Linked DNA regions of Mus musculus: all the other regions are linked to region 6. The links are chromatin loops, found by intact Hi-C in ENCODE. Cell type or tissue: left cerebral cortex. All regions are shown on one strand. Region 1 has its middle 320 kb from the start of Gm30904. Region 2 has its middle 330 kb from the start of 5031426D15Rik. Region 3 has its middle 690 kb from the start of 5031426D15Rik. Region 4 has its middle 500 kb from the start of Gm30904. Region 5 has its middle 470 kb from the start of 5031426D15Rik. Region 6 has its middle 610 kb from the start of Gm30904.

Region 1 (4,000 bases), 290 kb before region 6:
AATATTTTAGCTTCTCTGTGACTTCAGCACCTGTATAATAGAACAAGCTCCCAGAGATATTTATTTATGAAAAATATCAAGCAAACTCCCAATAAAATTAACTTCCATTGTGTTTATTTCTGAACTTGTTCTAATGGGAAACAGGCATTTTCAGTTGATTCTTTGTAAAATGAAATGCCAAATATCATCACGAGGAATGATTTATGGAATTTGCGCACCTCACAATGGTGACTATAGGCTTAAGACAGTTAAAAGGAGGAAATAGGGTCTGGAGATATGGTTAAATTGCTAAGAGGACTTCTTGCCCTTCGAGAGGTTCCATGTTCACTTTCTAGCAACTATGTTAGTGGCTTACAAACACAAATTCAGGCATCCAATGTCCTCTTCTGGCCTCTGCAAACTGCATACATAAAGCATAAATTCACATAGATTCATACACATAAACACACATACACACATCTGAATTTTCTATATATTTTAAATTTTAAATATATAATATAAATATATATAACATATTTTAAAATTATATATATAATCAGATGTAGAAGTTGTTGCAAGCATAGAGGTACATAGCTATAATCCTACACTCAGGAGGAAGACAGGAAGATGACAAGTTGGGTGCTTGTCTGGGCTACAGAATAAGACCCTGTTTCCTCAAACACCAAGGACTGAGGAGGAAGCTCATTCAACATATACTGAAAGCTCTAGATTTAGGCCCCAGTAACACACATAGAAAGTCTGATATGGTGGTGTCTTAGTTAGGATTTCATTACTGTGAACAGACACCATGACCCAGGCAGCTCTTACAAAGGCAAACATTTAATTGTGGCTGGCTTAACAGTGTCAGAGAGTCATTCCATTATCACCACGGCAGAAAGCATGGCAGCACACAGGTAGTCATGGTGTCTGTTCACAGTAGATATAAAGTGCACAGCAATGGTCTTTTTTTGTCACTTTTTGTGTCTGTGTGTACCTATGAGCATGTATGTGTATGTTCACATAGGATGGGTACACACATATGAAGGCTCAAAGATTGATTTGGGTGTATTCTGTATTCTTGAGATTATCTTTTTTGAAACATGGTCTCAGTGGCCTGGAACTTTCTGAGTAGGTTAGATGAGTTGAATACCAAGTACCAGGGATCTATGTGTCTCTGCCTCCCCAGTACTAGATTTCAAATGCACTGCATTACACATGTGAGTTCTCACATAACTCAGTCCTCCTGCTTGTTGGCTCAGAAGTTTATTATGTTATTTCCTAACCCTTTTATCTGTTACATTATGGACTTTTTCTATACTGGTAAGCTGCCCAGTTCCTTGTCAGCACACACTCCAAGTGCTAAGATGCAGACAGTGCTACAACATGGTTAATTAAAGGCATTTTTTTCAGTTTCAGATAAAATTGCAATTGCTAGGCAGCCAGTGGTAAGCCATGTATAACTTTGTCATGTACCCATGTCAGTAAAACCTGAGCATCTTGATTAATGACTGTAGGGTCACTGCTGTACAGTGTCAAAATTCTTTGAATTCTTCTCTAAATTCAAAACCTATCCCTGCTGACTGTTAGGAGCAGAAACCGGGGATTATGCTAATTTGGATTATTAATTAGCTGTTCTATTTCCCCAGAATGCAAGGGATGACATCTATACCAACACGCCTGTCTATCCCTCCAATAGCAAGAAGAGACAGAAGAAAAGCTGCTTCCAATGCTAAAGTTAGGATACTGCAAAGGGCTCTGGAAAACAGGGCTAGGTCGTGGGAATTTCTTAGCGCATCCATGATTGTTCAGAACACTGATGATGGGGGTTCTGTATGCAGATGAAGTCTCGGAGGCGTGGCCAGTATTCAGCATTCTACCTCTAACAGTGCTGCCTTCTTTTCACTGCTTAGTTAGAAGTATCCACAATATTTATAACATCCTTCCTCCTGTCTGGGGATTTTATTATAAGACAACAGGGACTGGAAAAACTATGGTCATGTAAAAACAGTTAACACAAGACCTTTTCATTCATGTAGTTTTTCATGTGTTCTGTATATGCATGTGTGTGTGTGCATGTGTGTATGTGCATGTGTGTGTGTGTGTGTGTGTACTCATATTTGCTCACGTGTGCACATACCTGTGGAGGCTGACGTTAATACTAGGCATCTTCTTGGATCGTGCTCCACTTTATACTCAGGCACAATCTCATCCGGAACCCGGTTGCCTAGGTAACCAGACATCTTCTGTCTTTGCTTCTTCAGTGAAATTATAGGTAGCCACCACAACTACATAGCTGTTAAGTGGGTTCTAGAGTTCCGAAGCTCAGTCTTCCTGCATGGCGAAACCTCTATCCACCGTGTCGTCTCCATAATCCTCATGACCAAGTTTACAACCTGCCTCAGTATTTAAGAGTGTGGGAGCACCTGGAACTTTGACGACCACAGTTCTATGATGCTATAATTCATGAGCTTTGGCCCTATATAATTTTCATTATCTTTGCCTCGGCATAGGAAGATTTTTGTAAACAGAAGCTTTACTCATTCAAATAATGCCAATTTCCCCAAAGTTGTCTCTGTATTTCAGAGTGTCTCATAAGTTTGGCAGACTGTACTGTTATACTGAGGCCATTGCTATAGTAGCATTGTTCTGTTTTATGTGTTCGATCCTATTTTCAGATTTTATTTTTATTTCAAAGTTCACCACCAAATGAATGCTCAGAAGACATTGATATCAGGTACTTTAAACATGAAAACACTAACAGGCTATTACGTAGCACATTAATACCACAGATTTCGCACAAAATTTCTGGTGAAAATAAAAATGTCATCATTTTTTGACAACATATGTTACTAACCTCAGTATTTCTATTTACCAATCAATGCAGCTTGAACTTGTCATTGCAATCTGAAACCAACCTGAAAGTTAGGAAAAATCTTACTTTTCCACAATGGTAATCACACTGAAAAGGTGTCCATAATGATAATAATTTGCATAATTTACATCATATTGTAATACATTTTTATAATTCAAAATGTTCATATTTAATGCTGATAATATACCCTATCCTAAGGTCATAGGGAATTTTTACTAATTCTCTAAGTAGAAAATATGCATAATTTATTTAACCATTTTCCTAAAATGTTAAGAATTTTGAAATCCAGCAACAATGGCTCCAAATCCTGATTATGCTGCTCAGGTTGGTAATAGTACCTGAGCTAACACAGACTCAGTCTCTTATAACTTCACTGTCACCATGTGTCATATGAGACATGTGTTAATATGATTAAAGGGAATGGTGGGAATGGAAAGAAACCTAAAACTCTAATGCTGTCCTTGGCCCACAAATCTATTCTCTTCCTTGAGTCTCACTTCTAACTCATGCACACCTGTCTTCCTTTAGTGACATTATCCAAGCTTGGCAAACAAGATTCTGCTTCCCCATTTTTAGGGGGTGGTCCTTTTTTTATATTGAGCCCACTATAGGTACTTCATTCAGTCTGTTATTTAAGCACATTTATTCTACTGATGTGTACTGACACCATTTAGAACTGGACAAAATGCTTTCGCCTCTGGCCATGATCTCTGAAGCCTCCTAGACTTCTTACCATTCTTCTTTCAGCAATTTATGTCTGAATTACTTAGGGTTTTACTGAACAGACACTATGACCAAGGCAACTCTTAAAACGACAACATTTAATTGGGCCGGCTTACAGGTTCAGAGATTCAGTCTATTATCATCAAGGCAGGAACATGGCAGCATCCAGGCAGGTATGGGACAGGAGAAGGTGAGAGTTCTACATCTACATTTTTTTTATTAGATATTTTCTTTATTTACATTTCAAATGCTATCCTGAAAGTTCCTTATACCCTCCTCCCGCCCTGCTCCCCTACCCACTCCCACTTCTTGGCCCTGGAGTTCCCCTGTACTGGGGCATATAAAGTTTGCAAGGCCAAGGGGCCTCTCTTCCCAATGATGGCCGACTAGGCCATCTTCTGCTACATATGTAGCTAAAGACAAAAG
Region 2 (4,000 bases), 480 kb after region 6:
TACATTCAATAATCAATCAATAATCAATGAATTTCCAGCTCTCCTAGTCTCTCCTCAACTTAATGAGTACTTCTTGGGTAAGCCCATCTAGCTTCACACTAGGACTAAGTAAATGGTGTGACTATTTTTAAAAGATTATTCTCTCTCTCTCTCTCTCTCTCTCTCTCTCTCTCTCTCTCTGTGTGTGTGTGTGTGTGTGTGTGTGTGTGTGTGTGTGTGTGTGTGTGTGTATGTGTGTGTGTGATATCTGTATGGAGACCATGTCTTCTGAAACTGGAGTTACAAGAGATTGTGAGTTGCCCAGCAGGGACAATGGGACTAGAACTCTGGTCCTTTGGAAGAACAGAAAGTTCTCTTAACCACTGAGCCATCTCTATAGCCCCAGGGTAAGATTTAAGGAAAGTCCCAGAGCTTCTACCTTGTCACAGGTCTCCCTCGCTTGTCCCTAATTCCTTGAAAAAAGAGCAAAGAGTCTTAACAAGAACAAAATCTAACTAGAAAAACCTATCATTAAAATCCCTTGAGATTTTTTTGGAAAATATAGCAGAGGTAGCCAAGTGACCCCTTAAATCAACACACTTAATGTTCTAAATGTTAACTCATCTGGAAATGAGGATTGCATGAAATGTGACCTATGACGACAGGGGTACTGGTCTAAACCAGCCAGGATGCACAGCATTCTTCTTACAGATGTACTCTCTGTAAGGGACTGAGTTCTTCCCTTCTGGTTGATAAACCATTCTTGTAGCATTCCTCTGCCATCTTCCTGTCAGGGCAGCCTCACTAATCTACTATAGGTACTTACTTTTCAGGTCACAGAGCTAAGTCCAGAGAAGAAAATTACAATCTAAATATCACATAGACTCTGTTAGTCACAATCAAATCTAGAACCCGGTAATTTTCTTTACAATTCAGTGAATACTGTGCTTTGCTGACATCTGCTCTGTCCTTTTCAATTTGTGCCTTGAGTGTCAAACCAGGATGCTATAAAATAGCATCTATCACCAAAATAGGGTAGAAGGCTAGAATGAAAAAAGGATTGATGCAGAGTACCCATTTCCATACCCACGGAAAACAGCTAAGGACTGTTTCCTTCATCAAGAATAAAGATCCCATCCAGGTGTGGTGGCGCAAGCCTTTAATCCCAGCACTCAGGAGGCAGAGGCAGGTGGATTTCTGAGTTCGAGGCCAGCCTGGTCTACAAAGTGAATTCCAGGACAGCCAGGGCTATACAGAGAAACCCTGTCTCTAAAAAAAACCAAAAAACAAACAAACAAAAAAAAGAATAAAGATGCCGTGTATCATTGTCCACACACTCCCCTTTCCAGATATGGTATGAACTAGAAGTGTGGGGCTGAGATAGACAAGGCAAACTTTTCTGGGACCAGCTTGAACCATTTTAATGGAATAAATAGATGTGTCTTGCAGAGTAGCAGAAAACTGGCTTTCAGTCTCTTGTAAGGAACAGATGGGAGGTAGGAGTTGAGAACACTATTCTGAGACTGTAGCCATCATATCTGATTCTTTGGTTTTAGCCAAATCACCCAACTGGCTTGTGACTCAGTTGTTCCCATCTGTCAGTGTGTGAAAATAATGGCTTCACCATCTTCTGCACCTCCTAGACTCAAAGGTGGGCTTTGAGAAGCAATAAATGAATCCCTTAAGATATTCTGTATTGATTCAAAACCACTCAGGATACCAAAGATGCATTAATCACTATGGTTAAAGGAAAATTAGCTTTAACCTTTGGGATCAGTGAGTATCCAGGGCCCCTTCTAAATGTAAATATTATTTTCAAAAGGACAATTGATCTGGAACCCATTCCTATGGATCAATGTATTTTGCTGTGCATTGTATCAATTAAGATAACTAGTTCAGCCTGAACCACCCTTTGACAATTTGATCAAAACTACAAAAGGAAATAACACAATGAGCCTTGTTATTCTCCAGTTAGTTAAACAAGAGCTATCAATACAAATATGCTACTAGCTTGATAGAGTGTGTACAATGTGCAGCATCTCTCGTTAGACCTGTATCTATAAGCATCCCTCATTAGTCCTGAATCTATAAGCTGTGTGTGCTTTCAAAGCTGAAAATGTTCTTCCTACAGAAGCACAGATCTTCACGTCCTCTACTCCTTAACATTTCTTTAAAATAATGCCAACTTCCCTCCTCCTCAAGTTTTCATTCTAAAATGTAAAATACATGTGAACATCACTTCATTCTGTGAGTGGCTTTGGAAAGTTTATATAAATTACAATTTGACGGTGGTATTCTGTTTTAGAAGTCACACTTTTTGATGGTTCATTTAAAATGATAATGCCTTCAAGTTGTTTTTGCTAATGCAAAAGAACTTTTGTTTAAAAAAATCTTAAATTTATCTTTAGACAGGCTTCTTGTTGGAAATTTGAAGAAAGTCATTTTTGTTTGATGCAATTCTACTTAATTTACAGAAAACTATTCTTTCATGCTAATGAAAGCTCTTTCTGTAGGATGTGAAAGATCCAATAATAGATTCTTAAAGGTCATTAAAAATAGTCACACTTGTAATATGGAAGGCATAAAGTAAACGTGTTAGTGGCTCTGCCTCAGACCATGTTTTGTGGTTAAGAGGGCAGTTGAGAAACGAGAGTTGGGTAGTGATGACTGAGTCTGAAATAGACATTTTCACAAATCAGCGTTCTACGATGTCTGGAAGTCAGATGACCAAAAGGGACCTTAAGACATAATTGCTTTTCCTTTCCTTTCTAGCCAAGTAGAGACAGAGCAGTCAGGTTGGAATAGGGTCTTCAGACATGCTTCCATGATCTAGCTATGGTGTGAGTTGAAAAGAGGAAAGTTGGAGACATCACCTCTAGTGGGCCAGCTCAGGTTTGTTACTTATTCTTTTTGTTCTCTGAGATCCTCTAGAAATGAGAGGCTAACTGTGATGGCATGCAGAGACATTGCCAGACTCATAAAAGCAACCACAACTCTGCATCTCATTTTGACACAACAACACTGATTAGAGCATCCGTCAGCAGATGTCTAGCAGAACTGACCTCAAGTTGCACATATCAAGAGAACACACCCAAACCAGCGTTTCCTACCCTTACTTCCTCCACTAAAGTTACTTCGAGGAGACTGCATACCGCTGCCTCATCCCATTCAGGTTCCTCACTTATAAGTTATGAGATGGCATCTCAGATTAATTTATCTCGACATTAAGCTACAGAAGTGGCACCATGTTGCTTCAGTGATGTCTTTCTGACCCCAAAGTCACACGAAAGTACAGTTGTAATACGCCCTAACAAAACATAACTAAGACCATTTTGATTTACCACTAGCATTCCTAAAACTCCAGCTTGATTGAAAAGCTCATTCCCTGCAAGTCAATGTCATCTCTGCCCTTGTCTAACTCGATTTCTTGGTTTAGTTATAGATTAATAAGTGAGTCCAAAGACACATGAGACCTGCTAATTATATCTACACACTCAGTCTCTTTCTCTCTCTCTCCCTCTCTCTCTCTCTCTCATACACACACACACACCACTAGATGGATAGATAGATAGATAGATAGATAGATAGATAGATAGATAGATAGATAGATAGATAGATAGATAAATAGATAGATAGAGATAGAGATATATATGATATAGATATATGAAATATGTTTTTCACCTTTCTGTTGTATAATTAACTTAGGAAATCTGTTTGTCGATGGCAAACTGGACAATCCATCATGAGTAGGGAGAGAGGGGGCATGGGATTCTTTATTCAATTTGACATTAGTAAAATTACACATGACTCCAAGAACATCTAGTCTCTTGATCTAATATGTAGTCAATATTATGGGAAAGAAGACAGGACAAGTGAACCCAAAGGTAAAGACACATGCTACCATGCTGCCAAGTGTCTTCGTGACTTAATTCAGTCCTTGGACTCACATGACAGGAAGACAGAAATGATGCTTGCAAATTGATCTTTTACTCTTATACATGAGCTGAAACACATGCCTTTA
Region 3 (4,000 bases), 110 kb after region 6:
TATATGAATCTTCCTCATCACTACATGAATTATCCAATAAATGGGAAGATAACTTTGTATCCCTGTTTCTAACGAGTCCAGACTTTATATATGGAAATAGATCAAGTATTGGATGAAGTGTGTTTTGCTTTATATTTTATTTTTTTCCTTTGCATTGACTCCTTGTGCCTTTCATGTCATATATGCCAATATGTCTCACCTCTGTCTCTCCATATCTGCTCTCAACTCTTGCAACCTCCTCCCCAAAAAACAAAAGAAAAAAAGTTTAAAAATAAATAAATAAAAACTAGAAAAAGCTTTTTATATGAATGGCTGGAGGGGGAAAAATCTACTTAGTTAAGTGCTTGCTGTGAAAATAAAAGGCCCTGACTGACTTTGATTCTCAGAAGTCCCATACAAAGAGTTGGATAGAGACTGCTGGCCAGAGAGGCAAGCCTTCCTCAGGAGGCTCCAGACCATGTTAAAAAATGAGAATGCTCATGTTAATAAATAAATTGGGCAGGGAGATGGCTTGGTATGTAAGGCACATGCCACACCAATGTGAAGAGCTAAGCTTAAGCCCTCAGAAACCAGGGAGCATCTGAGTGTGATGGTGGACATCTGTGATCTCTGTGCTCCCACAGGAAGATGGGACGTGAAGACAGAATCTCTAGAGGTTTGTGAATCACTGACACTGTTGTACACGGTGGTGGACAAAAGCTTCCTCTTGAACAAGACAGAAGGGGACGACCAACACTCAAAGTTGTCCTCCCTCTGAAGTGTGCCATGACAATCTCATGTCTGTGTTCTTATACATAGATGTGCATGCATGCATACACACATAACTACCCGGGACATCTGCATGACCACTATATTGGAAGATTCCATTGGACTGTGGTAGGGTCATCAGTTGGTACAGGACTTAAGGCAATGATTTCTCTACTCCATGAAGGTGTTGCTAGCTAATAGTATAGTCATGAAGTGTAGGATCCCCTGAGTCCTTGCCTTATCCATGCCTGAATACTTATGGGCCGTGTAAATGTATATGTATATAATTTTAAATTAAAAAGTTCATAATAGGCCTTAGGAAAGACAATCAAGGTTGACTACATTGGCATGCATACTCATATGGCTATGAACTTAAACATATAAATGTATACAATGTGCATGCACATGTAAAAGGTGAATCCAAAACAATAATAATTGGCAAAAAGATAACTTTGTTCCAGAAGAGTCTAACTAAAAGGAAAAGAACTGTGATTTATATTAATTATTTGATAGGGTTGGCCTATTATAAACTGTCATCTATATCTTCAGTATCTCCTCCAGTGTTTCAACTTGTTTATAGATCTTGAATGGCATCCATTTATATTTGTGAAACTGACTCACTGTTTGAGGCAGGGAACTCTTTCACACCAGTGAAATGGTGACTTTCTCACAGTCCTATTGATCATTGAGATGCAGTAACTGACAGAACCCAGTGATTTACTCCCCACCCAGCAGGAACCCAGCATATCATCTGTGCAAGCACCTGATCTCTACTTGAGAAGCCTAAGACATCCAAGAGCGGGGGAAGACAGATGTCCAAGGGACAAGCAGTCAGGTAGACAACAATCAATTCCATGAATTGTCAGTTTTTGCCTCTATCCCGGGTCCTGTCACATTCTCCAGTACTATTTAGAGCGGTCATTTCAGCCTTTGTCTATTTGATCACCTGTCTCCTTTGTCAGACCCAGTGAGCCATTTGGCAGCCATGGCTGTGGCCATCTGTGCTGTTAGAACGAGGCGCTTTTCCCAGTGCTTACCCAGCTTTCTCATCCAGAGATTCTTGGCTTGAAGGAGTCAGGTGCTTCCGATTTCTGGGCTTCTTGCCACTGTCTGGGAGGGTTTCACATCGTGGGCCAGCTTTTGCAGTAGAAGGATCTAGAGGGGACTGTGCTTCTTTTTCATTCCCAGAGTACTGACATTTAGTTGGCCGTCCCTACTGGCTTGCTCTATTGACCTTTCTGCTTTAAGTGGTTTACTTTATTACTGAACGTCCAGTCTGCCTAAGCACACAGGAATAGGCATAATCTCAGCAACAGCAAATGATGAATCCACTACTCAGTTTTCTTGAGAAATGTAAATTCATACTAAGTCAACGTAAGGTCATTACAAGGGAATTTTCAAGTTTTAAAATATTATAAACAAGTCTCCAGAGCTGCAGGAATAACCTCACTTAAATATTTACCTTTAGAATATTTTTAAATCACCAGTGCTTAGAGAAACAAAGCTACTTGCTTTTGTACCAAATCAAGAGAAACCTGTTTTGTAACATATACCATCTGTGGAAGATGATCCTCCTACAACTCTGGGATGCCATGATTTTAACAGCCTTTTAGCTTGGTTAATTTTTGTCTTTAAAAATATTGGTTAAGTTCTGTATAACTACTAATTCAATATGGATATTTAAAATTTAAAAAAAAAGAAATATGGTGGTGTGGTTACTGTGTGGAGCACAGTCCTATCATTTAGGTCAAAGTGGGATGCTGATATACCCTGTCTCAGGAAAGATATTAACAATTTACTGAAACTGCTTTTCCTGCTCTTTGATTCTGCTTAAGTACAGAGAAAAATATGTTCTTTCCCTTCTAGATTATTGCAATATCATAAAAACACAAGTAATTAATGGCCATAAAGATCTCAGAAACATCATGACATCATAAAAAAGTGGAAAGGAAGTGTATTAGATTGCAATAAATTCCCATTCATCTAGGCACTTTTAATTTAAAACTAGATGCAACTGGGAGAAACACTTCAGATGCTTACAGATGCACCACGGTGTGAAAGAGAAATTTACTAGCAAGTTGAGAGGGTAAACACATTTTTAAAAAAATACACATGATTACAATCTCTTGAGTAAGTACTTAAAAGTAAAATATGAGTCTAAACTCACCAGATTCGCTGTTATCACAACAAAGATATCCTGTTAGTTGTAGACAGTGATTAGACATTTTTAAATACCTTCTTATTTCATCTTGGGAATATGACTATAATATGACACTAAAAGTATATATTCTTTTTTCTTTGAAATGTATGGAAATTGCTCATTCACATTTTTAAGAAGAATAGCTACTATAAATATGCAGTGGGTATATTTGTAAAACAATATCCCATAATGGATTGAAAAGAATCATTTAATTTTGACTTGTATTTGAGAATACCATAAGCTATAAATTTTCATGTAATTCGAATACCAAGGATAGAAAAAAACATTTTGGGGGAATCAGCTAAAAAACATAGAAGTGAACAATATACTTATAAACTGTTAAATAGTTTCTCACTGTTGAAAAATAGATTGCAAAAATATGCAAGCAGAGATAGCTCTGAACAATACAGAGTGAAACATGGCCCTTTCTAAGGTCCCTTGATATGGAGTTTAAAATATAAGAATATAATGAGAACACCCACCTATATTTAAGCATGTGACATATGGAGAGGCTTCAGATGGACCCAGAGATAAAAATTAAAAATAAAAATATGCTCCCAAACAAGGAATGGATTTAGGGATTAGAGTCACATGGGAGATGGTAAGGACATGTGGCTTTCCCTTTGCTTCAGGAAGTTGGATCCTATATCAAAGTAGCCCTTATTATGATTCTATCAAAATAGTTTCATTTGAATTTCATGTTTTCTGACATATAGAAACATAAATGAGAACTTTTCTAGGTAGTTAGATAGGGCTAAAAATATATGACTGTTCTACCTAAGATTATGGCTTAAACCTAGAAGCATATGGAATTAGACAAGAAGAAATTAGAACCAAAAGGAAAGAGTGATATGAATGAAACTTTTAAAAAGCAGCTTCAGTCAAGGGTCCAAAAGAAATCCTAGAGATAAATTAAAAGTACAGAAAGAAAAACAAAGAATGGACTCTGGGTTTCAGTTTGTTTGTTTTGTTTTTGAGTTTACATGTATGTGCTTTTTTTCTTAGTTTAGTTTTTGTTTTGTTTTGTTTTTAAGAGAAAAAACATCGGGTAGG
Region 4 (4,000 bases), 110 kb before region 6:
CACCATAGCTACCTTTTTAGTTGTTCTAAAAGTGCTGGTTTCTCTGCTTACATGGTTAGCAGTTTACTGACTGAGCCATCTGCCTAGCTTATTATGTTTGATTTGTCTTGAATATCTTACCAGTCTTTTAGTCATGAAGCAATATTCCTCTCTAGGCAAATGTGAATAGGAAACCCCTCAATCATTTCAAAGCAGTTGATTATCTTTATTCTAAGAGTTCAATACCCTCTTCACAATAGCCCACATTCCCTTTCGCCTGTCCTAGTACTACTTGATTCTTAGCTTGCACACAAATGCCCCAGTCCCTAGTTCTCTACTGATTTTGATTGCTGACTGTCAGAATTATTTTTTTTACCTTCAGGCCAATATGAAGGGAGACATTTTGTTTGTAGTTGGATTACCTGGTCAGTGAGTACATGGGGTATGCTCCAGTGCTTTCTGAATATCAGAAAAAAATATGGAGCCTTAAAATAAAATTGCACCTCTACAACTTATTGCCTTCCCAATCCTAGAAGACTTTTCAAAAATAATTGCCAGTGTTCCCGTAACTTCATTAGCTCTTCCCTTAACACTCAGTAAGTGCGTCACCCAGAGCTACAGACACGATACAATTCAGCAATTTGAGAGGAAATTGGGGCCAACTCCTCTGCAGTATCTGAGACTTTATGTTTTGCTTTCTTACCTTTCTGCCAAGTTCTGGCATTTCCACTTTCTTTTAGACTCCTCTACACAGGGACTTTTTTTCATACTTGGACTCAGCCTTCAAAACGCTGTCTCTTGGGCTTTCAAGTACCTTCAGACTGATATCTAACTTTCCCCTCTCTCCTAACGGAGTAAACACTTTTACCTTTCCAGCCATTGGCTTGTGTCTGCCAGCACAGTAAAGCAAGAAGGAGATTTTGGTATAGAAAATTATTGTAAAACACATCTGTCTCCATGATCAGCAGTGCAGGTAACTTCTCAGCAGATGATAGATAATGGGGAGTATCCCTTTTCAGTGTAGACATATGAAAGTAGCACGTGTTTGCTCAAGCAGTGAGTTTTCAAGTATTCCTTTCTAAAAGTTATCTTTTTTCTTGGAATGCATTTTTCTGTCTTTTAAATACATGATTATGAGTTATTTTCTCATAAAACCTGGATAATAGAAGAAAACAAACATTAATGAAGCACCTGCATAAGATTTTCTTTGTTAAATATTTTCAATTTTTTCTTTTATTTTTGACATTATAATATATAATTTCTCCCTTCCCTTTTCTCCCTCCATACCCACTTATAAACCCCTGCATTTTCTCTTTCAAGTTTATGGTCTCTTTTCTCATTAGTTGCTATTATGCGCATGTATGTGTAAACATACATATTTCTAAATATGAACTGCTCAGTCTGTATAATGTTCCTGGTATGTGTGTTTTCAGGGCTGACCACTGAACAATAGCTATTTAGACATATATTGCATATATTATCATGAGTTAAGTAGCATGTGGCTATAAATACTTTAAAGCTATCTGCCACAAACTGAATATACTCTTCTTACATACGGTATATTGTGATCAGTCTTTCCTCTGTCCTAACACGCCCTGGATGTTCCCATCTCTCTACCCACCCAGTTTCATGTTCTGTCTCTTACTCCTCCAACCCCTACTCTCAGACAACCTAAAAAACAAAAACAAAAGGCACATATTCAAAGCAAACAAGCAAAACAAAACAGATAGAGCATCTCAAAATGGAGTCTGTTATGTGTGGGCCAACTGTTCCTGGGTTTGAGACCTGCTGTAGAGTGTGATTGGCGTGACAAGTGATGCTTCAATGGAGAAAATTGATTTTCTATTTCCCAGCAGGTATCAATTGCAAATAGCTTGCTAGATATGAACGGGAATTTGTTTCTATCTATCTTCCATACTGGGATTTTATCTGATTTGAGCTTGTGCAGGTCTTGTGCCTGCTGTAACAGCCTCTGTGTGGTCATATGTACATCAGCTCTACTGTCTCTGGGAAATGCTGTTAGAATAACCTCTTTTTGGTTTTTGAGATTCTAATATAATTTCATTTTCTCCTTTACTTTCTCTAAACCCTCCCACATATACCAAGTACCTCCTACATATCTCTAAATATAATCTGTGCAGTATGTATATAATAAACTCTAAAGGTTAACATTCACATGGAAATTTTAAGACAGAATTTGTATTGTAATTTTATTGCGAAGCTTTCCATTATTTAATCCTGTAGGTGTCTAGAAATAGAAATATTGGTTCCTGGAAATCATTTGTTCATAACTTTATTTAATTCCTTTTCTTTAATAAAAAACATATCTTATATAGGACTGTCTGGAAAAACTAGAGCATAAAGCAGTATGTGAATACGTAAAGTCTTCATTCAGTGTTTTACTTAGAACATTGGAGATTGGATCCAATGCTTGCAGCATGCTAAGCACAGGTTCTCCCACTGAGCTACCAGATCTAGTGCATGGAGGGGTCGATTTAGCATAACATTTATAGTCTATCATCTCACATAAAAGCTCTTAGATAAATGAAAACCAAGTTGAGAATTTACAATTAAAATTTTAAGCAGAAGACATTTTTTATAAACTTGCTAAGTAACCTTCAAAATGTTAATAATGGCAGTGATTTAAATATGGATGCTTTTTTTTTATTACTCAGAGAAGCTGAACTTTCTTTCTTCATGTCTTACTGTTCCCAGCCTTTCAAATCTGCTGAGTGACAGTTTAAACACAGAATAGTCATAACAAAAGAAATCAACCTGCTATGTGTTAAGGTTAATTTAATTTAAAGTGATATTTTCCCAAATAATTTATTTTTTATAAACTTTATCAGACAAATTTGCAATTAGAAACTGTTACAAATAACTTATTTTTATTGAAGTAAGAATCATGAATGGCAAAAATAATTAGGTTCTTACACTAAGAGGAAGTATGGAGTTTCCTCCCATACCTTGTATAGACTAATTCTCTACAGCTGTGTAACACTAGCAGGCACATTGTTACAAGCAATAAAGCTACATGCTGACACATCATTACTATGCAAAGGTCAGAGTTCCATTAGGGACCACTGCTAGTGTTCTGTGCACTTCCACAAGTATACAATTATAAGTATTTACCATGTAGAAGAATCCTGCTGTCTTCCAGTTCTCCAATGTTCTACTTATTCCACACTGCCCTACTCTCTGGAAACCACCAATCTTTTGACAGCTTGAATCTTTCCATTTCGTTTCCAAAATGCTAAGAGATTGAATCATGTAGCATGTAGGGTTTTTTTAGATGGATATACTTCACTTAATGACACATATTTAAGTTTCCTGTATATCTTTTTATAGTTCATTACGTTTTAGTAGATGGGAAAATGCCCCAGTAGCTGGTTCGAAGTCAGTGCCCATAATCCCAAACTCCAGTTGGCTCAAGCCCCAGGCCTGCTATAACATTTGACCAGCATGACAGATCAAGTTTCGATGCAAATGCCTTAGAATAATCAGTATGGACCAGCTGTCCTTCATGCTATGGAGACCAGAGTCAGGCAAGCAACCTGTATCATGCCTCCTCACTGCCTGGCCAATCCCTTCATTCTCAGGCTCAATGATCATCTCGGTGCCAGTTCAGCCCTGTGCATCCAGGCTGCAGGCCATCTCTGATTGTGTAAATATCCTTCTAGAAATAACTTCTAGACCTATGACCTATTGCTACTACCTTCCAATCGTTAGACCCTTCTCATTAGATAGGTCCACTCTTCAGACTCTCATCCCAAGCCCAATCATCTACTTAAGAGGAAACCAGACTATCTACCTCCAAATCTCCAACACCGAGTCAACTTGTGCAGCATACACAAGAGCCTTCCCCAAATCTCCTCCTCAGTAGATATTGGAATGAAAAGTTGTCTAGACAAAGACAACTTGGAGAACTTGAATAAGTCCCTTCTTCAAATTCATGAACAACAAATAACTGTAAAGATCAAGATCCCAAAAAAAGGAGAGAGCCAAATGATCCAGGTCAGCC
Region 5 (4,000 bases), 340 kb after region 6:
GAAAGTCAAAAAGTCCAAGAAGGAATGGGAGCGCTTATAATTTTGACATGTCTTCTGCTGTGTTTAGTAATGTGCTCATGTTTGTGCTGTAAAGGAAAAGATGGGAGACAGTGTTTTAGAGAGGGGAAGAGGGGACAGCAAGGAATACAAAAGATGGCACAAGATAAAAAAATATTAGTAAAGATATAGTTGCAATAAATAACGTTATAAAGTGGGGTAAGAAAGCAAAGCATACTGTAAGCAAAGCCCCAACTCTGTGTGCTCAGCTCCATGGTAAGGAATGGCATGGGAGTGCCCGGAAAGGAGCTGCAGAACACCTTCCCGGTGGTGGTGGTGGTGATGCTCACTTGAGAGGACAAGTGAGACCCAAACAGCAGACAGAATGGTCCCAGCATGCTGGCTGCCTTTTTGTGTTTGAACAGTGGCGGTCAGTCCCAGCCTTGCAGGTAATGGAACCCAGCGGGAAGAAGGGGCGGTACCCAGCGGTGCAGCCTGAACTGAGAGCAAATTTAAATTACTGAGTTTTTTTTTTTTCCCTTTTTTTTTTTTTAATTTTTCTACTCTCTGCGACAAACTGAAAAGATTCCAGCACGCTAATTTAACCACCCTGCTTCTTCTTCTCTACCTCCCCCCTCCCTTGTCTCCCTGCTTCCAGGATAATTAAAAGAGAAACCTGTAAAAGCAACATTCCCGTGAGCGAGTTGGTGCTGCAACGTGCTGGTAAGAAAATGAATTTAATTTTTAATCTTTTTTTTCTTTTTTTGGATTTTCCTTTAAAAAAAAAAGCTGAAGGCTTTGTCTCTCTAATGCTGTCATAAGCGTGGCTTCCCTGCTGTGAGGGGTTAGCCTGTAATGAAAAGGTATAATTGCCTGATGTATGACCTCCGCGCCATGCTTATAACAAGGAATAACGGCATCCCTATGCACCCTGATGATGCTTCTCTCTGCAAACTGACTATTCGATGCCCAGCTGCAGCAAGACTGAGATTGCTCCGCTCTGTCAAGGAGCTGTTTGGTTGTTTGGGGTTGGAGTTTCAGTGTCCTCTCAGAAGTCTTGACTTCCTCAAAGTTGCTGCCTGACAGGTGTTATCATGTATTCTAATAGGACCGGTCCCCATCATAACGTTTTGATGTTTACTTCTTAAACAGGAAATACAAGGATTAAACTTCTTTTGTTTATGGAACAGTATAATTATCACAGACTTCTGTAGTCCAGATAATGAAAGACTGGAGCGAGTGCTCTGTAGAGTGATTTTAATCCCTCTTTATCTGTGACTAGTTAGGGGTTCATTAGACAGTCGTGGAGGAGAGCCTCTATCGTTTGGAGACCTTAAACTTGAGATGCCAACTTGCTTCTTTGAAAGGACAATTTTTAATTCAATCCAATTAAACTCAACAAGTATTTCTCCACACTCTGACTGGAACTGCTTGGGGAGTGCCAGTACCTGTTACTCAGGGACAGGGGAGAAAATGAAACACAGTGTAAATGTCCAGAGGCAGGCTTCTCTCCCGCGTCTAGAACGGGCTTCTTACGATGTTCCTGTGTGCTGACTGTTCGCTGTAGATGAGAGTTCAAGGTTAGCTCTCCGTAGACCATAGCACATCCCTTCTTTAGGTGCATGTGCAGTTTGCTTCTGCTAATTAGTACCTGTCGTCTGTACACTTTAGATTGTAGGCTAATACTGTAGAGAAAAAAAACTGGAAATATTATCACCATTGTCATTACTATCAAACACTATGCATGTCATTTAAAAGTACATCTCAATGTAGGAAGTTTTGATCTTATGCAGATTTGAGTGTCAGAAACAGGAAGGAAGGCACATGGAAATGCTTAGACTTTCTGAGGCTGGCTTAGATCTGGGTCAAGAAACTTAGAAGTGAGGACTTTAAAACTTGCTCTTAAATACATATAAAAACATCGAGGAATATAATTTGCTATCCTCTTCTGTGCTTATAAGCTATGATAGATTTTACTTAGTTTTAAGAAGAAAATGGATTAGCAGAAATAGAATGGGAAGTTTTCAGAAGCAGTAGTTAACAGCTGTCTACCAAGGCCTCTGCTAAAGACTATGTCTCCTGTGGCTGTTTGAAGGTTGTTACCTTTGCATCTTAGAGAGAGTGGGACAGTGCGTCCACTGTTCTCTGAAGCCATTCTGTCTAATTGTGTCATCTCTACATTTAACAGCGCTGAACTTTGCCGCCCTTGGGTCTTCACCAATGCCCCCAGAACCACTTGAAATGTCTAAAAGACTTCAGAACATTAGGAAATGTCAACTGCTAAAATAATGTCTGCCTCTTTACAACGGGAGAAAACGCTGTGGATTTAATAGTTCATTTTTTAAAAATCTGCTCCACACCAGTAACTGTCTGTTAGCAATGTTTCAGTAAGAATTGGAATAATGTGTTGCCCAGTAACAAGTAACCAACTCCATAGTGACTGCATAGAATCAGTGATCTGTGTTCCTTAATTATGAAAAAGGTAAATTCTCCTTAAATGTTCAAATGTTCAAAGTCAGGGTCTTCTTTTTCACAAACTTCTAATTGAATGAACAAATGAAAATGAAGATCAGTAGAGCTCTCCAGAATTTTATTTCTGGCACAAAATAAGAATAGGATTAGATAAGCTGAGCCTCTCCCCTTAACAAGATTTGGAGCACGCAAAGGTCTTCTGTGTGAAAGCTGCCTTCCTCTCTTACTGAACACCATGTAAAACCAGGGCTTTCACTGTGCGACTTTGTCCCTGAACTAGTAACCAACTGATGATTCTGTAGACTTTGGCAACTGAAGGATGCCTCCCTCATTAATAAAACATTGAACAACACTGAAGTCACATTTGCCCTACCCACTTTTCCAGCACATAAGGAACCATCAGTGGCCCCAATTTCCGATCCCTAAACATAGCTGTTAGAGGGTCTTTTATGCTCTCCCTGCTGAAGGGCTGTGACATGACAGTTTCCGAGTTGAAGCTCTTACACAGTATCCCTGCATGTATCATTAGCCCTTGCGGCATGTGGGAATACTTTACACCTTATAATTGCACAGGTGTTGAAGTAGAAAATATCGGATGAAGAGAATGCACATTGTGACTTTTCACACCAACATACAGACGAAATTATCAACATGCCAGAGTGAAAATATAAAGCCCGTACGAAAGCCATAAGAATTATGTCTTACAGATAGGATGAGATGTTTGCAGGATTTATTGTTAAGGATGGACATAGTATCAACCAAACAAGCAGTATGTTCAAATCTGGGAGGCAGGACGGGGGTCAAAAAATTAAAAAGCTGCACCTTGATTGTCAAAATAATTCTGATGTATTGTAAGTTTACCTAGGAAACTAGTAAAGATAATTCAATTGATTAGCCTCGATTAACTTAGTATTGTGTCAAGTGATAAGGAAATTAGGGTTCTCACCTCACTTCCCATATTTGCTTGGGTTATTTTTCTATGTGCATGTATTTCCATTCTCTCTCTCTCTCTTTCGTATGTATATTTGTATTTAAATTGTCAATACAGGTTGACTTCAAACCTGTGTTTACTGGGTATAAAAGAGAAACAAGAAAAGAGATAAGAGACATAGATAAAAATGTAAGGAAACGTGAAACCTCATCTCTACTCCTCCCATTGGTTTTATTGTTTAATTTCCTGAGTCTGTCTCCTCAACTTTAAAAAGAGAGAAGGAATTATTCCATTCAAATAGTGTAGTTGGTTTACTTTATCCATGATGCAAATGAGTAACTCCTGTGAAAAGAAAAAAGCAGGTATGGTAGATTTTTTGTGTCAATGGTCCAAATAAGGAGAGCTGTGAGTGAGTCAATTATAGATCCTGATAGTCACTTCTGCACTGCATTGGTGCAGGCTGGCACCTATCTCTTGGTTTAGATCCTTCCATGCTGACACTGGAATATCCCACAGGATATTCTGGGGAAATATCACAACAAAAGACTGAGTGTCAAGACACAAGCAGTCCTGAACACTGCTGGAACGGCTCTTGCATAG
Region 6 (4,000 bases):
ATGCTTCTTGTTTCTTTTGTGCTCTGAGCATAAATAGCAAAGTTTTTATTTTGCCTTTTACCAGGGTAGCAATTCCCCTCAAGAGGACTCTAGCTTCATGACCTTTTTAACTCCCAAGAGCCTATCTCCAGAAAGCATCACGCTGGGGATTAGCATGTAAGTATGATGGGAGCAAAGACTTAGAGCTGACAGCCTCCTTTGCTTCATTTAAAATTTTTCTTTTTAGAATTAGGAAAGAAATGGATGCACAACTTAGCAAGAACTTGCCGCTTCAAATACGCACATATAACTTTTAATGTACACAGATGGAGTTACAGGTGCCAGAATCCCTGCTCAGGATAACTGTAGGAAGCTGTGTATACTGTTGCTGGGGTGGGGGTGGGTGGGGGGAGCTTCCCCTTTGTTATGCTAGTGGCAGGGACTTTATCCCATTTACCCAGAAGCCTCTAGGCAACTGCAAATAATGCCAAGGGACCATGCTGCCATATGGCTGTTATGCAGTCCTTTCTGAAGGTGTCACCCAAAGGGGTTCTCTGAGGACTTACAGCCACGTGCAGATTGCTTCCCCCCCTCTCGCTGCCTGCTTCTTTCCTCCCCCGCATACCACCCGCCTTCCTCTCTTCCCTCAAATGTTCTGTAGCTGTCAAGTTTCTTTTATAGAAATAAGTGAAATTATAATGAGACAAGAGATAGACGTGCCAGAGATGAATAGAAAGACTTTATGGAATTGCTGCTGTATCTGAAAGCCTTAAAGAGGAGGCAGGAGGGCGGATAATGGCTGTCACCCTGCACAGGAAGCACTCCCCTGGCACATTTGACTTTCAAAACTGCTTCTGATCCGTTCATAGGAAGTTGGTGCTGTATTAAACTGCATCGTACAGAACTACACTGTAGAGGCAGGGAAAAGTCAAGACCCTGGAATTCTCTTCTGAAAAACCTCATCTGAGAGCCAGAGCTTCTCATTTGGAAAGGCTACCTTGTGGCATCTTCCTAGAGTTTTTGGTTGAGGACCAGTGTCCTTCCCATGTCCTGTTTTTCATAGCATGGCTTGTGCTCTGTTTTATTAGGAAAGGAGAGTGTACTCGTCGTTATGTTATGAAAGTATTGCTCTTTTCACCCATCAGCTACTAGACTGAAAAAAATTGCCTTATTATGAAGTTGATAGTGAAAGTTTCAGGGAGCAGATGTTCTAATTACTCCAAACATGCCCATCGGATAAAAAGAAAGTCAGAATTTTACTTGTGAGAATACCAAGCAGGAATTTTTTTTTTAAAGTGTGTGTGCATGTGCATGCAAGTGTATGTGTGTGTGCGTGTGTGTGTGTGTGTGTGTGTGTGTGTGTGAGAGAGAGAGAGAGAGAGATGCGCTTGTACCACCACAGAGCTCATGTGGTCAGAACAAAAATATGAGGAATCTTTTTCTCTCCTTCTACCATGTGGGTCCTTGTGATTGACCATAGGAACTCATGTTTGGCAGAAAGTGCCTTTCCCCATGGAATAGACTGTCTTGCTGGCCCTGAAGGAAACATTCCCACATTTGTGTTTTTGTCTCCTTTGTCTGTGCATCTCTTCTTTGCTAAAAATAAACTCATGAACCTTAATTCTATTGTTCCGTTTTTAAAAGTAGGAGTCATAGAGTTAGGTGTTAAATGATGTTTTAAAATTAAAGAAGGGCCTGCTATGGTTGTGCACAATTTTGTTACTAGCATTTGGTTGGCAGAGACAGATGGATCTTGGAATTTGAGGCTATCCTGTACGACAGAGGGATTTCAGAGGTAGTGAGACTTACAAAATGAGACACAGCAGCCTATGGGGAGGGGGAAAAAAGAGCAAAGTGGGACCAGAGCCTGGCATGCATGATTCTCCAAAGACAGAAGGAGCTGTTTTGATATGGATCTGAAGTTTACTGAGACACACAGAGAGAAAATGAATGCAATGTGATTTAACTGTATGAGCCGGAGCCCCACTGGCCAGCCATTTTACCCTAGTGAGCCCCAGACTGTAAGTCTCAAACCCTCACCCTTGGGCAAATGGCTCAAGTGACTATTTAACATATGAAAATAGGCCTGGCTGCCAGGTTCTCCCAGCATCCCTCAGTACCTACCTGTTACAGAGTATGGCTAGCATACCTCACCCTCTACCCTAACTCTCCAGCCCAGGGGTTGGACTGCCAATCGCTCAGCTGTTCTTCCCTATATAATCCAGACATTTTGATTACCTGACCTCTTTTGGTTCCCCTCTCTCTCCTCTCTCTGTTCCTCCTCCATCGCTTTACATGGCTCACTGTTATGTCTACTCTGGACTTTCCCAGATGCCCCATATCTGGCTCTACCCTCTTTGTTATCTACAATAAACCTCGTCCACCAAACCGAGGAGATTTCATGTCCTTTTCTTTTTATTTCTTTTTCAATATTCGCAGACCAATCACAGAATCTGCCTCAAAGGAGGTCACTGGTGTCCTAAGGGTGAAATCTCATATTTACCTCTGGTCTCCATCCATACTCTGTATATCTGAACTAATATACACACGGACACAAGTATATACATCTATGAATACAAAAGTAATGGAAAGTGGCAAGTATCAAAAATTAATTTATTCACATGCTACAATGTGTATTATCTCTCCATCCCACCCAGAATGTACTTCAAGTCTCATCTATAGGTAAGACCTCATCTATGACCAACTGGTTTCATTTCTACCATGGAGTCTTTTCTATCTCAAATGCAACATGTGTATATCATGGTTTAATTGATATTTTTGGAATTAATTAATGAATCAAGATCCAGGTCTGGAGTAGATAGAGACCACGGTAGAATCAGAGACAATGACAGAGCTGGGATGCAAGACCTCCTGAACTCTGATGTCTATTATGATTGGCTTGCATTCATCCTCACAAAATACTCAGCATGGAATAGCGCTCCCACACTCTACCTGTATCTGAATGTGAGACATGATTGTGAGACACTTTGGAAATGTAAAAACCCATGTTGATTCCAAGTCTGGCTCTCAATGCCATGGATTATTTTGCAAGTACTACTGTCTGGGCAATCAGTCTACACATTCTATGTGATGTGGAGATCCCACTGAGCAAATGACTGTTTCATCATATACCAATTGATGGCAATTTGTTGTTGACCAGGTGAACACTGCATGCCTCCACTCCATGTGCATGTGATGGACGTGTACTGGGCAGTGCTAGAGATGTTCATCATCAACTTTAAGGAATTGAAGACATCCCTAAATATCTCTGAAGGGATCAAAAATTACCAAAACACCTCAAAAGGTAAGTTTTAAGGGATTTTGAGATACCGGGAATTTTGCAGGGGTTACTAAAAAAGAGAATTCTTCACATACTGCATTTAAATGGACAGACTAGGGTGGAGATGATGACTCAATGAACAAAGTGAATCTCTCCTTATCATGAGACCTGTTGTTCAGGTCCCAAACACCCACATTGAAAAAAAAAAAGGCAAAACAAAAACTGAGCCCAGCAGGAGAGGTCTGCAGTGCAAGTGTTAGGGAGGGAAGTAGGAAAGGGGGACCACTGCAGATCCCTGGCCTGCTAACTGAACCAGATTTATAAACTTAGTTTCAGTGAAAGATCCTGTCTCAAAAATTATGGTTGATCGAGATTTAAGAAGGGATCCAGCATTGACTGCCAGACTCCACAGTCTTTATGTTCATACTTAGATGTATGTACTCACCCCCAACATGTATATGTGTGCATGCACACACAAATGTGTAAATACTACTAACACAAAAATAGCACAATAGAAAGCTTACATTTACACATATTACTTAGGAGATAGCAATCTCCATTTGTAATAGTCCTGACCTTGTGTTGGTGTTTAACATTCCTTGCCCCCACACAAGGCTGAAATTATGAAACAGAAATCCTTGCCAGTTCTGACATCTCATCATACAACTTTGCCAAGTCCCTTTGACATTATGAATGATGGAATGCAGTCTCTGATGTCTGTCCAAATTTCACTGCCATTGA

The links. Peaks named below come from ENCODE experiments on the same cell type or tissue, not always from the same donor. Only the 100,000 strongest peaks of a DNase experiment are listed, where the experiment ranks them.
Region 1: a loop joins it to region 6, with 4 times the contacts of the local background. A loop is called at or near these places in 5 of 42 quality-filtered maps.
Region 2: a loop joins it to region 6, with 4 times the contacts of the local background. A loop is called at or near these places in 2 of 42 quality-filtered maps.
Region 3: a loop joins it to region 6, with 2.7 times the contacts of the local background. A loop is called at or near these places in 2 of 42 quality-filtered maps.
Region 4: it touches region 6 in a loop (13-fold over the local background); 2 of 42 quality-filtered maps call a loop at or near these places.
Region 5: it touches region 6 in a loop (4-fold over the local background); 3 of 42 quality-filtered maps call a loop at or near these places.

The regions. Positions count from the first base shown.
Region 1 is chr2:8,025,071-8,029,070 of GRCm38, reverse strand. No RefSeq gene overlaps it. Among named protein-coding and RNA genes, the nearest start is that of Gm30904, 320 kb to the left of the region's middle. In left cerebral cortex, no CTCF peak of the experiment used is centred here; DNase peaks (open chromatin) are centred at 1,144, 1,293, 1,702 and 2,237; H3K27ac peaks cover 3,593 bases.
Region 2 is chr2:7,253,706-7,257,705 of GRCm38, reverse strand. It overlaps a transcript of Celf2 not described here. Among named protein-coding and RNA genes, the nearest start is that of 5031426D15Rik, 330 kb to the right of the region's middle. In left cerebral cortex, no CTCF peak of the experiment used is centred here; DNase peaks (open chromatin) are centred at 1,492 and 2,095; H3K27ac peaks cover 3,391 bases.
Region 3 is chr2:7,617,959-7,621,958 of GRCm38, reverse strand. No RefSeq gene overlaps it. Among named protein-coding and RNA genes, the nearest start is that of 5031426D15Rik, 690 kb to the right of the region's middle. In left cerebral cortex, no CTCF peak of the experiment used is centred here; DNase peaks (open chromatin) are centred at 1,798, 2,289 and 3,469; H3K27ac peaks cover 2,690 bases.
Region 4 is chr2:7,843,715-7,847,714 of GRCm38, reverse strand. No RefSeq gene overlaps it. Among named protein-coding and RNA genes, the nearest start is that of Gm30904, 500 kb to the left of the region's middle. In left cerebral cortex, no CTCF peak of the experiment used is centred here; DNase peaks (open chromatin) are centred at 52, 645, 1,925 and 2,440; H3K27ac peaks cover 2,425 bases.
Region 5 is chr2:7,392,578-7,396,577 of GRCm38, reverse strand. It overlaps a transcript of Celf2 not described here. Among named protein-coding and RNA genes, the nearest start is that of 5031426D15Rik, 470 kb to the right of the region's middle. In left cerebral cortex, no CTCF peak of the experiment used is centred here; DNase peaks (open chromatin) are centred at 1,445, 2,173, 2,800, 3,880 and 1 more place; H3K4me3 peaks cover 4,000 bases; H3K27ac peaks cover 4,000 bases.
Region 6 is chr2:7,731,101-7,735,100 of GRCm38, reverse strand. No RefSeq gene overlaps it. Among named protein-coding and RNA genes, the nearest start is that of Gm30904, 610 kb to the left of the region's middle. In left cerebral cortex, no CTCF peak of the experiment used is centred here; DNase peaks (open chromatin) are centred at 592 and 1,705; H3K27ac peaks cover 3,289 bases.